Linked DNA regions of Mus musculus: region 2 is linked to region 1. Evidence: chromatin loops called from intact Hi-C (ENCODE). Cell type or tissue: gastrocnemius. All regions are shown on one strand.

Region 1 (8,000 bases):
CCAGGCACTGTTAATCCTTGCCTTATTTTCCAAATGTTTCTGTCTATTCCCTCACTCTGTGAAGCACTCACACCCAGTAGTCAGAAGGCTTCTGTGAAATGTCAAAAACAACATTGCTCCCCTCCCCCATCCCTCCAGTGACTGCATTCCAGTCTCCAATCTCCATCAGTTTTCAAGCCTCTAAGGTCTGTTATCTCCTTTACTTTCCTGCTGCTCAAGCTTGGCCCATCTGCTTCTGGAATTGTCAGTGCTTGCCTCCCCTCCAGACTTGCGACTTGCGTCTGCTGTTCCCTTTTTCTGGAGCACTTTCTCCTTCCTGTCCCCAAAGAGCTACCTGCCTGATCTTCCAAGTCTCTCAGATGCCAGGCCTTAGTTAGACTTTCTCTAACCAGTCTATACAAACTATCACACTACTCTCACACTGGCTTATGTTAACAGTTTTACTGTAACTCTGAACCGTGCCTGATCCACATTGGTTATCAGTCACTCTTTCCACTATGGGAAGGGAGCTCCTCACACACAGGGACATGATTTGTACCTTGTAGAAAGAACATGATGTCTGATACATAATGAGCAGGTGTTAAGTAAGTGAGTGACACAAAATCCTCTGTCAGTCTCTCAGCCGTTTTCTGGACTGTCTCCTCCTTGAGGCAAAAAGGCTGCCGCAGCTCCCACTGCCTTGTGCTCACACGCTGCTTTCAGAGAGGAGAATCAGTAGGCACTGGTCTTTCCGCACAAGTATTTCTCTAGAATGAGCTCCCCAGAAGGCTTCCTTTTACACTGTACTGACAAGAACTAGAGCAAGGACTGTCCCCTACCATCAAGGGATCTGGGTAGGCATTTGATTTCCTAGTCTGTGGAGAGGGAGACATGAAGATGAGAAAAGTAAGATTAATAAAATGAGAATGTCAATAAAATGCCAGGACTACTGCATCCCACTGCAGCTCTCCCATGGCGGAGTAGAGGTTCTCTAACCCAGGAGATCTCAGGACATCGTCATCCGTCAATGCTCTGCTTTTTCCTGCCCTTCACATCTTGAAAACACAGCCATTTATATGACTTACCTTTCCAATTTAATAACTTTTATGAAATGAAAACCTTTTCAGGTCATTATGTGGGGAAATCGCTTATACATTTCCATGATTAAGGAAGGTTGGTAGAAGGGTAAGGCAAAGGGGAGAATGAAGAAAAATGGCCAGAGTCATGTTCTCTCTAACCAGCCAAAAGAAGGAAGGATGCGAGAGGTCTCCCGAGCCAGGCTGCTGTGCTGGCAGCGGGCACTGGGGCGAGACAAGGGCAGAAGTGAGAGGCCAACATTGCCCATTTATTTCAGATCCTTATTCAGGTTTGATGAGAGAGCAAAGACCAATCTTGTGTGTGTGTGTGTATAAGGGAATATGTGTATCTGTTATATGTGTGTGTGTGATTTGTGTCTATATGAGGGGGATATGCATGTGTGTGTGTATCTGTGTTTGCATGTGTGCACGTGTACTTGTGTTGTGAACAGATGCTTGTGGAAGCCTGGGGCTTCTTTCTCAATCACAAAAGCCTTATATACTGAGGCCAGCTCTCTCACTGAATTCACAGTTCAGGAGTTCAGCTAGTCTAGTTAGCTCCGGGGATCCTTCATCTCAGCTTCCTGACGGCTAGCATGATAGGCAGCCGCTGTCCCTGCTTGGAGCTTAGCTTCTGAGGATTCAAACTCAGATCCCCACACTTGGCAGGCAAGCACTTTAGGTCAGCCTTCTCCCAGCCCCAGAGACTAGGCTCTTATATAACGTTTCTAAACCAAACCATAAGGTGTTTCCTCTGCAGGTTGACATTGTGGCTAGTGGCAGTGGCCTCCAGGCTCTAAGGCAATCTAAAAATCACAGTAGCTCGTCTGTGCTCTAGAAGAAATGCGCCTTCGTGGGTTCCATGAGCTATTTATGTCGTCCTGCTGACCAGAGTGAAGATGTGTTCTGTAGTCCTGACGAGTCAGAGAACAGACAAGAGAGTAATCTGCCCAAAATCTCGACAAAAGGGCAGGAAGAGGAAACCAGGAGACCCTCTTCCCTCTTATCTAAGGGTTGTGTCCCACTGTTCCACAATGCCAGCGTCCTGGAATCAGAGAGTGAGATGGCATGGAACTCATGATGACACCAGGTCCCACACACCACTAGTGTTTTTTTTTCTGCGAGTTTTCATTTGTACATCTGTGACACAGACAGCCTTTGTTAAAAAGCACAATGGAAAACATGTGGATTGGAGCTAATTAAAATCATCAGGGACTGTAAAAGTCCTTCAGTAAATGTGGCCTGGGGGGTGAGCATGCAGGTCGCTGTCTGATTCACATATACATCTCAATAGCAGATCAGCAGGCTTGCTGATCTATTCGAAGTGACTCTCTGTTCTTCCTGCTCGTTATTAAAGATAAAATTAAGAAGAGATTGACCACGAGAAGTGAATGCTTGACTGGGGAGATAATTGGATTCTCAACTTAATTCTCATACTTGTCACAGATGACCCTGTGACCATGCTGTGTCACCACAGAGGTAGGGAAACAGGTTCTGGCTCTGCTCTGCAGAGTGGGTGACAGGCAACTGTGACAGAGGTTGAGTTCATTGCTCTCCTGTGGTTTTTATCTCCCACCAAGAGGACTGCTTTAGGTTAATGTGAGCAATGTGAAAATTTAACAAATGGTAAATTTCTAGAATATCACTTGGTAAATTGGATATAGATATTAGCAACTATTACAATGTTGCTAACTGGACTACATACATGGCTAGTAAATAGAAATGTGAAAGAACAAGCTGAAATGGATCTTTGACAAAACCAATTTAAGACAGTACATGAAACATATTTTATTCTCATATAAACATAATCCTAAATCCTGTTACTAAGGAATTATCGCACGATGTTTGTTTCAAAAATTATTGAAGACACTTGCCTGTGTAAATGTTGACATAAAAAGCTCTTTCTCTCCCTCTAAATTGAACTGGTTGGAAGTGTTAGCCAGGAACAAATCATCCCATCCAGGAAACTGAATCAATGAGCCCAAAGGCTTTGCTCAAGTGACCTCTTTCTCAAAATAATAAATAAATAATTAAATAATTACATAAATAAATAATTACATAAATAAATAAATAAATACAAACAATGATTGATACCATTAGGACCAAAGAGCTAGCTAAAAAGGTGTTTTCCAAGGCTGCCAAGAGCAGGGTGCTGCCTTCATTTTAAAGCAAGTCTTTGTTCTTCTCAGGGCTGACTGGAGCTCATTTTCTTAATGTTCAATCTTGAAAACTGACTCTCTGTGGCCTCTTGCCATAGCAACTGTCAGGGATCCTTGGCCTACTGATTTTCATCATACCCAGGGAATGTTGGCACACCCAACATACTCAGCTCAGATTGGCAGCTTTGGGGCTATAGCCTGAGCATAAAAGCACTATGTATGAATGTCATTTGGGCAGAGTGGTTTCTGTTGAGTACTGTGGCATATACGTTGTTAGGGCTGACAGTATTGCAGTTCCCTAGCAGGGTACTGCACAATTCATCACTTCTCTGTCTCAGGTGCACAGACATGCATGTGAGACACTGCAGTCAAAATCCAGATGTGCATGTGAGACACTGCAGTCAAAATCCAGATGTGCATGTGAGACACTGCAGTCAGAGCCCAGTGTGCACTTGAGATATTGCAGTCAGAGTTCCATACTCTGAATCCATTCATCATGGCCTTCTATGTGTTATTGTGATCTTAGCCTATGAGGCTGGTCATGTGCACCGCGTATATTATTCTCTACACTGTTGTTACCAAATACATGACAAGAAGCAAATTAAGGGCAGGTTTATGTTTGCTCCCAGGCTGAGGATACAGCCCATCATGGTGAGGAAGGCATGGCCAAGCTACAGAGACTCTGTTACATCATCAGCTGATTGTGAAGCAGAGACTATGGCTGCAACCATGGCTAAGCTAACAACCTTTTATTTCCCCACCCAACCATCCTCCATCTTTCATCCAAGTCTCATGTTAGAAAGATCCGATAACCTCCAAAAACTAGAAAGTAAGTATTCAAGTATGAACTTGTCGGGAGGGACATTGTCCATTCAAACTGTAACATCACATCACATATGATACACCCAGATTGAGTGTAAAAAATACCAATACCTCCAGCCTGGAAAGACTGAAGCAAATACAAGAAAGAACAGCAGAAACATACCAGAAGAGGAAGTGGCCAGCAAAGTGCACATATTTTAGCATTTTTGGTTTGATTTGGTTTGGTTTGGCTTTTTGTTTTTGTTTTTTTCAGGTCATCCTCTACCACTGTCCCAGAGTACTCACCATAGGGCCATTAGAAGTTTCTACAGTGGATATGAACATGTCACTGCTGTTATTAATCATTTCAGCCACCAGCTGAGAGTATTATGAAATTGCTCCGCCTTTCAGCTCTCATCCCTACTTCTCCCCGGCTCCCTGACACAGCCACCCCAGATCGCTACACCATATGTTCCAGCAGCACTGAGCTACTTACAGTTTCTAGGCCCTGACAGATGGCATCTTGATCCCTTGCCCATCATGCCCTCATGTCACCTGTTTCAAAAGTGAGGGCTTCTTATATGTCAAGGGTGACTCTAAACTGCTTCAACATGTGGCGGCTGTTCCCTTCATTGTGGGAATTTAATTTAAATTGCTCTGTGTGTGTGTGTGTGTGTGTGTGTGTGTGAGAGAGAGAGAGAGAGAGAGAGAGAGAGAGAGACAGAGACAGAGACAGAGAGACAGAGAGACAGAAAGACAGACAGAGAAACAGAGAGACAGAGAGACAGAGAGACAGAGACAGAGAGACAGAGAGAGGGACATGATTTGTCTGTATGTGTGAGTACAGGTACTCAGGACCCACAGCACTTCGGTGGAGATAGAATAACACTTAGGGCATCAGTTCCTGCCTTTCACTTGGTTTGAGACAGAGTCTTTTGTTGTTTATTGCTGCATAAGACAGACAGGCTAGCCAGCTGCTCTCCACCCAATCAGAAGCTTCTCAGATTCTCCTGCCTTCTCCTTCCATGTCAGTGATGGAGCACAGGGATGACAGATGTGTGTCCAGCTTTTCTGTGGGTTCTGAACTGAGGTCCTCACATTTGCACAGCAAGTGCTTAATCCATTGAGCCATCTCCCAGCCCAGTTCATAACTTTCTACTGTGTGTACCTGGGCTTTTCCTTCTGTCTTTGGTCAGCCCTCAGCATCAAGCCTCTTTGTGACTCTTACTTAGGGACCGCTGGTGTAGGGCTGTTCCATAAACAGCAAAGGAGTGGAGAAAATGGATGAGCTGGCCTTTCTTATCTCTTCTGTCTCCCTTTACTCATGTGCCCACCAGGAAATCGGTTTCCTAATCACAAGCTCCCAGGTCTTCCTGATCTGATGCCTGGTCCCCGTGAGCCCTCAGATGTGAGGGACAGAAAGAAAGGTAAAGTGGCTGACTGTGTCTTCGAGGGCATATAAAGGATGATCTATGGGAGCGCTGAGCTCCAAATCATATGCTGATAAAAGCAGCTGCCCTGCCTTACCTGCTGTCATTGGGCCTGTTGCAGGAGCCGTTTGAGCTGTTTTGAAGGCAGCTTTTTGACCTGCCAGAGGCTGCTCAACAGCTTCCCTGCTGATTTGCTGGCAGAGCTGAAAGGGCAATGGGCTGGTAGTCATAAGCTGAATTCCAGGCTGGGGCTGTAAAGCTGGAAGTCTATGCAGCCCAATTCAGAGCCTTTTCCCCTGCTGTTTGGCTGACCTTAGTGAATTCGGTGACTGTGAAGAACGCAAAAACTTTACAAAGTAGCAGGTTTACCAGGACCGGTAGAGGGCAGCTTTATTCACACCTTAGCCTGAGAGAGCTGCAGTTTTAGACAAGTGTACTCTTCAAGAAGTTCAAGTGAAGAATACAGCATGAGACATATTTCAATACTCAGATGAAAGGCCAACTGGGACCCAGGACTCTGGACCCTTTCTGGGTAGTCCTCTCTCAAAGGATACTGAGCCATAGTAGTCACTGGTAGCACTTGGATATGTGTCTATCCGTATCCTGAACTGAACGGTGACCCAAGGCCAAATAAAAGCTCTATTATAAGTATCATTGTGTACCTATCTGCTGACTGACTTTGGGTTTCCTCATTGTAACCCCTGAGAACTGGGGAAATTCTCCATCATTAGATATGCAGTAGGGCTAATAGTCTGTACATGATGATGAGTTTATGTGGGCCAAAGGCATTAAAAAACCTGGTGGAATAATGGCAAGGAAAATTACAATGGAGAATAAGCATGATTTCAGCTAATTATTATTATTAAGAATTATTACTGCAGTCACTGTGTATGAGGCACAATGTTTGAGGATTTTCTTACAGGCTTTTAACCAGTGGTACTGTGGATAGAATGGAATCCAGTCCAAAGGTTGTAGATTGACTTTTTAAAAAAAACATATTTCAACTACATATCATCTAAAAGCTGGCATATTTTTGATGTAAAAACACAAAGAGATTGACAAGAAAGAGAGAGAGAGAGAGAGAGAGAGAGAGAGAGAGAGAGGACAAACAGCAAAGCTGGAGGAGAGGAACCAATGCTAGAACACAGACTTAAATAAAGATGTAACACTATAAATGTACACACACCTAAAAACAGACACCAAAACACACCATGAAGAAAACCAACAAAAACAAGGAAATCTAACAAAACATATCTGAGAGTTTAAAGGCCCAGTTTGAATGATTGATAAAATTAGACAAACATACACACACACACACACACACACACACACACACACACACACACACACACACACAGAGAGAGAGAGAGAGAGAGAGAGAGAGAGAGAGAGAGTTAAATTAACAGATGACACAATCTCCTCAATTACAAATGTGTTTGTCTTCAAGACCAATTGCATGCTAAATCCAAGAAACAAAGCTTCAGTAAACTTAGTTTAAATACTGAGATTTAAATAGTGAGAAAGTGTGTTCTCTTACTATAGAATAATAGAGTATGAAGGTTCAGTCATAGGAAATTTTGGGGATATCCCAAGTTTATGAAAATTAAAGAACACATACCTAAATAACTGATGACTTAAATAAATGGAAAGAAGAGATGACATTTTGAGAAGATGAAAATGAAGATCTGCCAGAGCTTATAGAATGCAGCTGAAAGTTAAAGGAGATATAACATAAATGACTATATATTAAGGAGGAGGAGATCTCTCAAGTTATTAAACTCAACATCCCATCAGAAGACACTAAAAAATGAAGACCAAACTAAACTTAGAACAAATAGAAAGAAAGATTAGGGTGGAAATTAATGTCATGTCCCACTAACATGACATATCAATATGCAAATAAAAACCATACTGAGATGCCTCCTACATTCTATGAGGGTCTAAAATAGAAATTTCTGGTTTCTTTGGAGACTCAGTTGTGTCATGTGATGCTGTCTTATGAGAGGGTGTTTTTGCTGAAGCAGACACATCGGAGGATGTTTTGTTGAGAATTGACTTGTGGTTTTTTGGGAGGCTGTCTGGAAAAAGGGCATGTGATGTTTTCCTAGAGCAGATGCTTGAAAGAACACGTGATGTTTGGAAAGGGTATAAATAAAATTCAACAGTCCGTGGACGCCACTGTGTAGTATTGGCTTGCCTTGCCATTCTTTGCTGGTCTTTGTTGGGCTTTGCTGACAATGGTCTTCGCTGAGGATGCTGTGTGGTATCGGTTTGCCTTGTCACCCTTTGCTTATTATCATTGTTTGTATGACTTTGTAGAGATAAATGCAACTAAGAACTTCTGGTGGTATTTCAGTGGCTTCTGGCCACTTCCATGGACTCAGGCATATTGACAGAGCCTTGTGGTTTCTTATGGCTCAAATTGCCCTTGCTGGTTTGTGAATGGTGTTTGTGAGTGGATCGAGCTTCGAGTGCTGAATTGTGTGAACTGAACAGCTGATATCCTGACAACACAGATAAGATTTGCCCCAAAGAATTATTTTTATATAGGTCCA
Region 2 (8,000 bases), 47 kb after region 1:
TAAAGTGACAGGCAGGTAGATCAATGGAATAGAAGTGAAGACCCAAAAATGATTCCACACACCTATGGTCACTTGATCTTTGACAAAGGAGCTAAAACCATCCAGTGGAAAAAAAAGGCAGCTTTTTCAACAAATGGTGCTGGTTCAAATGGTGGTCAGCATGTGGAAGAATGCGAATTGATCCATCTTATCTCCTTGTACAAAGCTCAAGTCCAAGTGGATCAAGGACCTCCACATAAAATCAGATACACTGAAACTAATAGAAAAGAAAGTGGGGAAGAGCCTCAAGCACATGGGCACAGGGAAAAATTTCCTGAACAGAACATCAGTAGCTTATGCTCTAAGATCAAGAATTGACAAATGGACCTCATAAAGTTGCAAAGCTTCTGTAAGGAAAAGGACACTGTCAATAGGACAAAATGGCAACCAACAGTTTGGGAGAAGATCTTTATCAACCCTACATCTGATAGAGGGTTAATATCTAATATATACAAAGAAATCAAGAAGACTCCAGAGAACCAAATAACCCTATTAAAAATGGGGTACATAGCTAAACAATAATTCTCAACTGAGGAATACCAAATGGCTGAGAATCACCTAAAGAAATGTTCAAGATCTTTAGACATCGGGTAAATGCCAATCAAAACAACCCTGAGATGCCACCTCATACTAGTCAGAAGGGCTAAGATCAAAAACTCAAGTGACAGCAGATGCTGGCGAGGATGTGGAGAAAGAGGAACACTCCTCCATTGTTTGTGGTATTACAAGCTGGTACAACCACTCTGGAAATCAGTTTTCCTCAGAAAATTGGACATAATACTACCTGAGGACCCAACAATACCACTCTTGGGCATATAACCAGAACATGCTCCAACATGTAATAAGGACACATGCTCCACTATGTTCATAGCAGCCTTATAAAGATGTCCCTCACCAGAAGAATATGGATACAGAAAATGTGGTACATTTACCCAATGGAGTACTACTCAGCTATTAAAAACAGTGAATTTATGAAATTCTTAGACAAATAGATGAAACTAGAAAATATTATCCTGAGTGAGGTAATCCAATCACAAAAGAACACACATGGTATGCACTCACTGATAAGTGGATATTAGCCCAGAAGCTTAGAATACCCAAGATACAATTTACAGACCACATGAAGTTCAAGAAGAAGGAAGACCAAAGTGTGGATACTTCGATCCTTCTTAAAGTGGGGAACAAAGTATCCATGGGAAAGGTTACAGAGACAAAATGTGGAGCAGAGACTGAAAGGCCACCGGTAACCTGTCCTACCTGGGGACCCATTCCATATACAGTCACCAAACTCAGACACTATTGTGGATGCCAACAAGTGCTTGCTGACAGGAGCCTGATATAGCTCGTGAGAGGCTTGACCATTGCCTGACAAATACAGAGGTGAATGCTCTCAGCCTAACATTGGACTGAGCACAGGATCCCCAATGGATGAACTAGAGAAAGAACCCAAGGAGCTGAGGGGTTGTAGCCCCATAGGAGGAACAACAATATGAACCAGCCAGTACCCTCAGAGCTCCCAAGGACTAAACCACCAACCAAAGACTACACATGAAGGGAACCATGGCTTCAGCCATATATGTAGCAGAGGATGACCCCAGTGTAGGGGAATGCTAGGGCCAGGAAGCAGGAGTGGGTGGGTTGGTGAGCAGTTGGGGGTGGGGGTTGGGGGGAAAGGGAATAGGGGGTTTGGGGAGGATAAACCAGGAAAGGGGATAACATTTCAAATGCAAATAAAGAAAATATATAATAAAAGAAATGTTTAAAGCAAAAAAAAAAAAAAAAAAAAAAAAAAAAAAAAAAGACTAGCACAGAACAGAGAAGTCCCCAGAACCACTATCTGTTACCAACTCTGATCAGCGTGTTCCATCCAGCTGCAGGGCTGTAATAACATCTGGCCAGGATGAACAGTGAAGGACTTCATAGTTCCCATTGCTAGGGGAGTGTCTCATCTCCTGGAGGAAACAATACATCATTATGTGATCTTTTCCCTTGTAGTTGGTATGAACATTTTCTCATTGACTCGTCTTATTGACTTCTGAAACAATGAGGGGCCCCCGGAACTCACTTCCACACTGCTTCCCAAGATGAGAAGCATGTCCTGAGGTCTTCAGATTGGAGCTGTCATGTTCTGTCCTCTCTGAAAGGCTCCTTTTATGAAGGCAATGAATCAAAACACACGTGGTGGAACCTTTCTGGTGAAGACTGTTAAGTTGATTATTAATTTTTAACAGCTATTAGTTCATCTTAAATTATATGCTTCTAAAATTTCACACACACAGTTTGTGTTAGCTTAACATATTCATTGAATAGTAACCTCTTATTCTATTTAAAATCATTTTGTTTGACATAAACGTTCATTGGGCTTACAGACTATGGAAATAAGAGGAGGAGAAGGGCACGGTTTGTTGTTATCTTGTACTACAATTCTTTGAACAATTGCCCATATGTATCTGGTACTAGTTTTCCAGGTACTGAGGAAAGGGATGGAAGAGCCCTGGTTTCTAACACAACATGGTTTTCCTCATGCCAGCCTGCCAGCTTGAACTTAAAACACAGGTGGGACATGGACACCTCAGTATAAACCATGACCGCTGGAGAAGAATCCCCTATGTGTGCGGCCGCAACACCACGGATCTCAGAACCTATTTTTGAACACAGGATTAGAGTCAGAGAGAATACGTAATTTGACCCAGGCCATGTGGCTACTAAGTGACACACTCAGGGTATGGACACTGTCCCTGTAATAGCAGAGTTTCTATGACCAAAGCAATGTCACTTTTATAGGAACCAAAGAAATCTGACAAATGGACTTAGGCAGGGACAGTTCAGGAAGTGCTGATAAGGAACTTTCATTGTCTCTCCCAGGAAGATCGTACAAATTATGCTGGATCTATTTGATTGTTCTCAGCCAAGTTTGCTCTCAGAGTCAGCTGGCACAGGGTTGGAATGGGAAATCCTATAACCCTCTCAATTGATTAAAGACGGAATAAGAGCAAGCCATGTTGTGTGTTCTAATTTGTAAGAGTTTATTTATAATAAGTAAAAACTAAGCGTACATTATACTATGCTGCCCAGACTTTAACAATGCTAGCTTGAGTCACCCATGTCACTGGATCCTAAAATAATTTAAAATTGAAGAGTGTATTTTTCTACCTTAGTCTTTCTAAATTGAAATACTAGTGTCATTTCATTTGCATTTTGTATTTATCCTCTACTTCGGGTTTGATAAAAGAAGAATATACTTTTCTTCTGATATGCTAGCTTACAGACACACAAACCCATACATTACTTTCTAAAACTTTAGTTTTGGTCCTGGCAGTTTATTAGCTTATTCTCAAATCTACCTGGCAAATGTTGAGCATCTTGAATAGTGAAGCATAAGATTGGTTGCTGGATATATGACAGTGACCTGAAAGATGCTGGAATATGGCATCTTCTGTCAAAGAGACAGGGAAACAAGGTCCCCGCTACTAACAATCCTGCTTGCCGTTGCTGAGAGTGTGTTAGTTCACGTTTGAGGACTGAAAGGGGCCTCCATGCAAAGACCCCCTAAACATGGCAGTGCTGAGTCTGCAGAGGAGAAAACCGCACTGAAACCACTCAGCACAAGCCTGCTTTGCTCAACATTTTTACTCTTTAGATTTAATTTTAAATAATGTGTGCATATATGTGTACCCACGAATACAGGTGCTTACTGCAGTCCGGGTTGTGAGTTGCCCCACATGAATGCTGGGAACTGAAGTCCCCCGTGAGAGTGCTTTGCTCTCAACTGCTGAACCTTCTCTCCAGCCCAGCTTTGCTCAACTCCTAAACGCTCCAGCACAATAGTTTTCAAAGTATCATCTTCAGACCCAAGTTCCCACAGGCCCCTTTAGAGCTCTGCTCAGGGTCAAAACTCCTCTCACATCAGCTCTAAGCCAGTATTTTCATTTTTTTCCCATGAAGTCTCTCTCATGACTATCCTGTGCTTCCCAAAAGCTGCAAGACGCTTTCACAGCAGATTGGATGTGAAGCCAGTGGGAGAATCCAGCTGGCTTCTGTTGAGCCAGACATCAGAGGAGTGTGGGGAAGTGTAGAGTAATGTCCCTGGGCTGTGCTGATTGTGTGAAATTATGTAAAATCAAAAGTAGTCTCCATGTCCTCATGACATGGATTGATAAATTATGATAAATTAGTTTTTGAGAAAAGATCATTGTTCCCTTTAACCAGTTACAAGTTAAAGTGCTCCATATTGGTTATGCCTAAAGTAAGTGTTACTATATTGCACAAGCACACAGATGTCTTGCTTTCTCCATCGTTTTTAGACTGTGAAGTTCCTGAGCCGAGGTTCAGAAATGGAGGATTTGCTGCTAGCACTGCGCTGCTCGCCATGGCAGTCTTTAGTCTCTAGATATAAAACTCCCCTCATAGTCAGGACAGCCCTTGGGAAACACAGGAAAAAGTTGCTCACCTGAACTATTTCCTGTATATCTAAATGGATGCATATGTTTTAACGAATGCAATCATAACAAACTGAGGGACAGAGACATTGCAGTTTGGCCTGAGACACAGAGCTAATAAGTGACAGAACTGGGCTCTGGGCCCTGCAGTGCTGTCTACATTCACTATTCTTAACCATCACCTGCAATTTAATATGTATGAGTGAATAAATGAAGGTTTAGGGTCAGCACTGTGCAGGTGATCACAGTATCCCTAGAGGGTTGGTTCAGCTGGCTCAGCCTGGGTGCTGTTGTCAGTTATCAGTGGTAAGAGGATCTGAGGACAGGTGAAAGGCCTGGATAGGCAGCGCTGAGCATCAAGCCCTGGAAACACCTCTGCCATCAATTTGCACAGAGAAGCATCAGCTAGGATGAGAGTCAAAGTCCCAAACTCCAAACCTACATGAGCACTCAGTGGACGTCAGGATGCACAGGCACAGGGCTGAGCTCATGCTCCGCTCCTTCCATTTCTAAGCACTGTGGCTCCAGCTCTTCTGCTATTCAAAGAGGACCAAGTATTCCCTAGATGGTGTGTGATAAAATCAACAACAGAAAACATTTACTTTGGGTATTGACTTCAGAGGGGTCAGTCCATAGACATCTGGCCCCATGTGTTTGAGCAAAAGAATAGCATAGAAACAGGGTTATATGGAAACACAAGATGTTTATCTCACTGTGAGATTGGAAGCAGAGTAGAGAAGGGGTAGGAAAGGAGACAGATCGAGAGAGGAGACAGAAAGGGAGGAGAGAGGAGAGGGAAAGGAAGAGAGAGAAGAGAAAGGCTAAGAGATAAGAGAGAAGAGGAAAGAGAGAAAATGAGAGAGGAGAGACAGAGACAGAGACATAAACAGAGGCCACTTGAGGACTGACCAACCAACCAATCATTCAATGTGTATGTCTTTTTTAGGGACAGGAAAAAGAGTTCATATTGAAACCATAGAAGTCTAAATTTCGTGAACATCGCACCTGTAGGGGAAGCTTTGCCTGAATTTGGAAGATGTCCCCTTTCTGCTTATCTGTCCCCTGACTTAAGGTCACAGAGTTGGAAACTGGCTAACTTACTCTGTGGAGTGCCCGAAGTGCATCTGTTAAGTCGTAGAGGTATCCAATTGCCTGGAGTTCCCACAGTGTGCTTGGTGGGTCATCATGGGTGATTCATAGGAGTTTATAGATGTGATGGGTAGGTTTCCTAGTTACTGCATTGTCCAAGGCAGGGCATTCATACTGATTTTATTTTGCCATAACACATTCTATTTTTGTGGATTAAATAATCACATGTAGTTTGCAGGCTCGGAGATTTCACAATTCAAACTTTCAATACCAAAATTACTCAGTGTACATTTATTTAAAACTGCCCAAAAGGCAAGAATCAATAAAATATAAAAGGCTAATTATATTCTACTGAGTATACAGGTCAACTATTGTAAGTATTTGAAAATGGTGCTTAAAGATTTTCTATTTAGGAGAATGAGCAGTTTCTACCTTCTGTGTAATACAATTGCAGGCAAAAAGGGTTTTTTGGTTTTTTTTGGTTTTTTTTCAGATGTGAGAACTCAGACTCTTCTGTCACAGGCTATGCGATTCACTCACTTCAGCCGAATCCATGTTCTCCAGGGTGTATACTAAGTAAATGAAAAGAATTAGAAGTGAGGAGACTCAGAGATTCGGATGGGTATGTGTTGGAAAGAGAAGATGCAGAAGGACATTCTTCTCAAGAGACACCGTTGATCCTTTGTGTACCTTCTGCACTGCCTAACCTGAAAAGGAAGTACCAGCTGCATGGCCTTACCACAGATACACTTATTCCTAAAACCATACTTCTCAGTTGCAAACACTTGGTAGATAAAATTGTTCCTTTACCGCATGCTTTGGACACAGCCCTCCGTTCCTGAGATCCACACTGTACCCGGAGTTCATTCTTTCTCGCTCTTCACTCAGGATTCTATTAGTGGCTTCATCAATCTAGCTCTTTCTCCTCTTGACTCATGCTGAGCATTTAAAGTGATTGTTTCAAGTTCTTTTTACTTTAGTCAACACTTTTGTGAGACATTTTATACGTGATTCAGTGCACACATAAGGATAACTTGGGAATGTGTGTGCAGTATCAGAGCTGCAGAGATGAGCAAGTGCCTTGGATCTACTCAGTAACACCATTTGTTTAATAAGTTCCTAAGAGAAATCAAGGTTTCTCAGAGTGCTGATGAATTTTAAAAGTCCTCTTTGCCATTCCAATGATTCTAGGTTATATTTCTGAGTAGAGAGGCGATCCCCTTGAACCTTGCTGTGAACTTGAGAATACAACATACTTGACTTTATTTGTAGTGTACACCATTTATTTCTGCTCTTTCTGTGGGTTTCCCCTTCTTTTCTTGAGTTCTGCTTGATTTGTTGAAATTATGCCACATTATGCCACATTTTCAAACATGGATATAAATTTTCCTCTACCCATGAAGAGACTATCTTGATAGCAAGATTGCCTTTCCATCAAGCAAGAAGTGGAAGTGAAGCTATGCCAACTTTAAGTCTAGGCAAGGACCAAACAAATTATAGCCTATAGGCCAAATCTGGACAGCTGTCAATTTTTATAAATAAAGATTTATTGGAATACAGCCCAACTCATCATTTACATTTTGATTAGTGATGATTTCCTGCCAAAACAGCAGAACCGAGAAGCTGTAACTGTACAGCTTGCAAAACAAAAATATTTACTATCTAGACCTTCATGAGAAAGTTAGCTTAACTCTAGGCTGGCTTCAAGAGGCTTTGCACTCAGTCTATGAGAACATGTTCAACTGTCCAGGTGAAGCAGGGACAGTTACTTCATGGAGAGAGCAGAGACATCAGCCTTCCTAGACGATGCCATTGTGCACACCCCAGGCCTTACAGAAGCCATTCTATCCAAGAGCAGCTGACTCTATGAAGTTAGAACCACCTGGCTAATACATGGGTTTGTGCGCAGTAATAGATGACACCAGTTCCTAGGATGGTGAATTAGTTGATGCAGGGGTTTGAGGTTTTCACTCCTCTCCTTTTTGCAAAGTCATGTCTTCTGTTTCCTCTCAATTTTATTCCATTGGTGCTCACTGGAAGGTTTTAGCATGTAGCTTACAGTTACTCTCCTTTCTGTGTCCTTTATCACCAATGTTGGCCCTCCTGTGACTTTTTTAGCCAGCCTCCCCCCAACTTCTATGCCACATTGTACCAAATTTTGGTTCTGCCTTAAAATAGGCCACAGATGAGACATTATTATTACATATCAGTTTTTATTGTTGAGGTCTGTTTAGACTTACTCATTCCTTCTTCTGTTTGTGTCTCATTATTTCCTCTTACAGCAGGAACTGTCTATACTACAGTCTGTTATGTGGTTATTTGGCATATGCTGAGATTTTTCAGCAGCACATTAGAAGACATTTTTAATAAACATACAATTCTGGACTGGTAGGTATTCTTGCAATGATGGTGAGGTACTATTTTTTGGCTTTT

What was found. Peaks named below come from ENCODE experiments on the same cell type or tissue, not always from the same donor. Only the 100,000 strongest peaks of a DNase experiment are listed, where the experiment ranks them.
Region 2: it touches region 1 in a loop (2.2-fold over the local background); 2 of 42 quality-filtered maps call a loop at or near these places.

The regions. Positions count from the first base shown.
Region 1 is chr16:29,190,685-29,198,684 of GRCm38, reverse strand. No RefSeq gene overlaps it. Among named protein-coding and RNA genes, the nearest start is that of Plaat1, 15 kb to the left of the region's middle. In gastrocnemius, a CTCF peak has its summit at 5,858 (motif pointing right); DNase peaks (open chromatin) are centred at 6, 3,350, 4,514 and 5,634.
Region 2 is chr16:29,144,030-29,152,029 of GRCm38, reverse strand. No RefSeq gene overlaps it. Among named protein-coding and RNA genes, the nearest start is that of Plaat1, 62 kb to the left of the region's middle. In gastrocnemius, no CTCF peak of the experiment used is centred here; no DNase peak of the experiment used is centred here; H3K27ac peaks cover 294 bases.